Regions from separate parts of the Homo sapiens genome. Here region 2 is linked to region 1. Evidence: chromatin loops called from intact Hi-C (ENCODE). Cell type or tissue: mammary epithelial cell. All regions are shown on one strand.

What was found. Hi-C counts contacts between places; a loop is a spot of excess contacts. Peaks named below come from ENCODE experiments on the same cell type or tissue, not always from the same donor. Only the 100,000 strongest peaks of a DNase experiment are listed, where the experiment ranks them.
Region 2: it touches region 1 in a loop (7-fold over the local background); 2 of 110 quality-filtered maps call a loop at or near these places.

What each region holds. Positions count from the first base shown.
Region 1 is chr10:9,303,784-9,306,283 of GRCh38, reverse strand. No RefSeq gene overlaps it. Among named protein-coding and RNA genes, the nearest start is that of LINC00709, 29 kb to the right of the region's middle. In mammary epithelial cell, a CTCF peak has its summit at 1,028 (motif pointing right); no DNase peak of the experiment used is centred here; H3K27me3 peaks cover 220 bases.
Region 2 is chr10:9,081,166-9,083,665 of GRCh38, reverse strand. No RefSeq gene overlaps it. Among named protein-coding and RNA genes, the nearest start is that of LINC02676, 180 kb to the right of the region's middle. In mammary epithelial cell, no CTCF peak of the experiment used is centred here; no DNase peak of the experiment used is centred here.

The DNA of each region.
Region 1 (2,500 bases):
GGATTGCTGGGTCAAATGATATTTATTTCTTTAGGTCTTTGAGGAATCGCCACAATGTTTTCCAAAATGGTTAAACTCATTTTTACTCTCACCAACGGTGTATAAACATTCCTTTTTCTTCACAACCCCACCAGAATCTGTATTTTTTTGACTTGTTAATAGTAGCCATTATGACTGGTGTGAGATGGTATCTCCTTGTGGTTTTGATTTGCATTTCTCTAATGGTCAGTGATGTTGAGCTTTTTTCATATGATCCTTGGCCGCATGCATGTCTTCTTTTGAAACATACTAACCAACTTCCAACTCACTATATGAACCTTGAAATATTTTGCTCAACATGTTTGAGGTTCTCTGTTCTCCTTATAGTTTTTGAAGCACTTCTTTCCTTGTGAGAGACTTCCTCCTGCCACCACCAAATCTGTATCAAAGCCAGAAATCTCTATGGATCTGAGGGCCATTTTTTTCTTTTCAAAATATCAGTAGGTATATCTGAAGTATGAACTCAGACTACTAGAAAGTCAAGTGGTTCTATTGGCAAAACTATGTATCGCTCATGAAACTATATTAACTATGCGTAACTATCTTTTGTGCACCTCATCAAATTCACTGATAATAATCTTTGTCAATGGTCCATATTTTGCTGCATCAAAAAACCCGAACGTCGGGTAAGCATTCGTTGGATTCAGGGTAAATCCACCTTGCCCTTTGATGGCATGTTACGCTGGAATCATCTTTCATTCTTGAATTGTCCATATGGAGAAGCACATTGGCTTTGCCTGTGTTATCTATAAACTGTCAGTTATCTACTATGTATGCTTTCTTTTATTAGTTTTCTTTTTCTTTAAAGTGAATATTTGTTTCTGCACTAGGCATTCAGAGTAAAATCCCTTTTTTCCTTAAGACACTACATAAATCCAGGCTTGCATTTACTATGGCATTGATCAAACTAAATGCCACTTACTAACCAATACAGAAGAAAGTAAAGTCAACAAGTTATATTATATGAGCATTTAAGGGAATTAACCTGAATTGCCAGTAGAGGTCTCTGCTGCTCTATGTAAATATCTTTTAAAGGCAAAGCAAAGGAAAGCAAACAAAACAAAACAAAAAACAAAACCTAACACCCCCCACCAAAAAAAAAAATTTTTTTCGAAGAAATTTGCTGGCTAAATTGTAGTGTGGCACAAAAGGTGCATTAGAAGAGGAAAATATATTTAGAGCTTATGCCATATTTTGGGGGTAAGTGGCTAGGTCTGTTAAGGAATGCACCTCTATGGAAGCAAATCTGGCTACATTTCATAGGGGGACTTGAAGTTAGACTCATGTAGAGAATAGCCTTAGGCAGCCCAGCAGGGATTGAGTACAGCAGGGCAATGGAAGAGCAGAGTGGAAAACGAGTAATATTGAATTAGCCAGAGTCAGGTACAGAAATGCCAGGTGCCAGGTTTGTGTTTAGGTTGGTACAAAAGTAAAGTGCTGCCAACGTTGAAAGTAAGGGCAAAAACTGCAATTACTTTTGCACCAACCAAATATATCTCCAATTACCATACTGGGATACTGCAACAGTAATTCTGTTTCAAGGATTAGCAATGTGAAAAATGCCAGGTGACAGTATTAAACGTATTGGGGTATCAAGATGCATTAATGCACAGATTACTTATATAAGAAAAAATCAGTGACTTAAATATTGCTTTTGTTCTATAAAGATTAGAACATTGTTACAGAAAGAAAAGTAGGCACGCAGTTGTTAGAACCAGGTGTGAAGATCAAAGCAGCCCTGGTAAGTAGTAGTAGTGATCAGAAGCTGAACCACCTGAATAACTTCATTTCCTTACATTCTCTCTTATGGGAATAAGATTAAATTTAGAGCATGTGCCAAGTCTGAATCTGCAGAGGTGAATTGATACACAGGAGTAGGTACCTAGGCAGATTTATTAGCCCATTTTCACACTGTGGTAAAGAACTACCTGAGAATGGGTAACTTACGAAGAAAAAAGGTTTAATTGACTCACAGTTCAGCGTAGCTAGGGAGGCCTAAGAAAACTTCCAATCACTGAGGAAGGCAAAGGGGAAGCAAGGACCTTGTTCACATGGTGGCAGGAGACAGAGTGAGAAAGGAAGGAAGGGAGGGAGGGAGGGAGAGCAGGAAAGGGAGGATGGAGGGAGAGAGAGAGAGAAAGAGAGGAAGTGCCACCCTTTAAAACCATCAGCTGTCCTGAGAACTCATTCACTATCATAAGAACAGCATGGGGAAATGGCCCCCGTGATCCAATTACCTCCCACCATGTCTCTCCCTCAACACATGGGGATTACAGTTTGAGATGAGATTTGAGTGGGGACACAGAGCCCAACCGTATCAGCAGACCACTATAGGCCAAGTTTAAATCTGGGTTTAGTGGTTTTTCTATTATTTTTCTTTAATCTTACCTGTTAAGTGGAATAATCTACCAAATACTTACTAGTAATTACCACATGTGAAAAGGAGGGAGAGGAAGCAGCG
Region 2 (2,500 bases), 220 kb after region 1:
ACAGATTAGTAGACTACAGCAGGGATCCAGGCAAGAGGAGACAATCAAGAAGAGCAGATGGTAGCAGTGAAGATGGTAATTAATGGTTCAATGGTAGACATACTCTGAAAATAAATGCAATATGATTGCCTGGTGTTTTGCATGGGAAGATGAGAGAAAGACAGGGGTCAACAATGTTTCCAAGGCTTTTGCTCTGCACAAAGTGGAAGGATGGAGTTTTCATCAGTGGATATAGGGGACGCTGTGGATGAAACAGGTTTGGGAAAGAAGAATGAGAAATAGTTTGGGGGAAATATATATGGCATCTCCATCCTCTCAGGCCAGGCAATAGAACATTGTTCTTGACATCTCTCTCTCCCTCACCTATTGCATCATTCTATCACTTAAATTCTATCAACTAACTTCAAAATTAATGTGTCCTGGATGACTAAAAGAGTCTCTCAATATGTTTCTCTGCTTCCATTCTTGTTCTGTTGAAATCCCTTCTCACCAGCAAATAGACTAATCCTTTAACACTGTAAATAAGCACTTGTCCTTTCCCTTTCTAAACCTTTCAAAGTCTCCTCACTTCTCTGCAAGTTCTTTTGATCTGGTAGCTCCCTCCTTCACTAATCTGATCTCAAGCAGCTTTCTTTATTTCTGAGTCTATCTTCAACCACACCTGGACTTTCTTTAGTTCCTGGAATTCTCTCTGCTCAGAAGAGTTTTCCCACAGCTCTTTGCTTGACTTAGTTCCTGGTCAACCTTCAGGGGTGTCTTCCAGGACCACTCAATCTTACACATTTTCTGAGTACTCAGCCTTTTTTTCTTCCTAGTAGTTATAATTTGTAAACTCCAGGTGATAAGAACTAAATCTATTTTGTTCTCCACTTCCTAATGCCTAGCTGGCACCATGCCCAACACAAAATACTCTGTCAATAACTTTGGCAACGAGTAGAATTATCATTCAAAGAGGATATTCAAAAATCCTGATACAATTTTCTCTGGTACTTTTAAATTCATCAACTCCAATCATAATTATCTTTAATTTGGTCCCTCAATATGGTTTTTACATGTGTATGTTGTTCTTCTGTTCCTTCTAGTTAGCCTTTTTTTTTAGAGTGTTGAGAAAAGTTTCTACAGAAAGATTACACTTTATTAATCTTTAGTGAAGTTGAGAAGATTTACCTTGTAACAACAACATCTAGATTGGTTGTATCTGGAGACTATAAGATTGAGTATTTATTCAGGTTGGATTATTTTAGAGTCTCATTTGAGGGTCTTTTTTGAGATTAGGAAGCAGAGAGCTGGGCAGAGAATGTTGTTTTGTCATGGAGAGATGGTGTACCTTCAGGTATTCTCGTTAATAATAGCCTGGTTGTGCATATGCCATGAAAGAAAGCTATGAAAAGACATATCTGACACTCACGTTGAGATTGCAATCTTCCACCTGATGTTTCTGTTCACAGCTTTCATAAACTTGAGAAAAGAAGTGATAACCCTGAAATGAATCACCATACTAGTGGCATTCTAGTTCAAGTTGAATGGGACTAACAAAATGTACTCCTTAGGAGCCTGAACTCCATTTAACAAATAATGAAACCAGAAAATGCACACAAACAGACATGAGAAACATTAACCCTTTGCTACCCAGGTAAACTTTGGTAAATATGGAGTGTGTGTGGGTGGGGAGATGGGGTGTGAAGTGTTATGTAAAGTGTGTGAAAGTATGTACTTAATCTTCTGCAATCAAAGTTCTTCTCTTGTTGTCTTTAGGAGAGAGCTGCATTGTAGAAGGGAATGAACTAAATTGTATTATCTTATTTGCTATTTGCCTTTAAATATTTTTATTGTAGAAGAAAATCCATTTTTTTTCCAGGTCTCATAGGTATTTATTTCAAGCCAGGGCCTTCTTTCAAAGAGCAATAATCACTGACTCCAATTCAGTTAGTTTGTTTAATGTTTTGTTTTCTTTTATTTTGTTTTTTGAGAGAGTTTTTCTCTGTCACTTAGACTGGGGAGCAGTGGCACAATCACTGCCCACTACAGCCTCCACCTTTCATGTTCAAGTGATCCTCCCACCTCAGCCTCCTGAGAAACTGAGATTACAGGCACGTGCTACCATGCCTGGCTAATTTTTGTATTTTTTGTAGAGATGGGGTCTTGTTATGTTACCCAGGCTGGTCTGGAGTTCTTGGGCTCAAGTGATCTTCCCGTCTCAGCTTCCCAAAGTGCTGAGATTACAGGCATTGAGTCATGGTTCCTGGCCTATTTAATGTTAATGGTGCTAATGAGTCATTTCAAACAGGTATTTGGGGATGTAAGAAAAAAAAAGTAGAGAAAGCATGGAAGGGAAAGAGTTAGATTTAAGTATATGGAGAAGAACAATACCAGCAAGAATGCAGAAAGAGGAGAGATGGGGAAAAAGAAAAATCTAAAGGTATCATTTCTATTTTTAAAATATTCTCCATTTTATATCATAAAAATATATTTGTCCACATCCTTATTTCCCACATATACT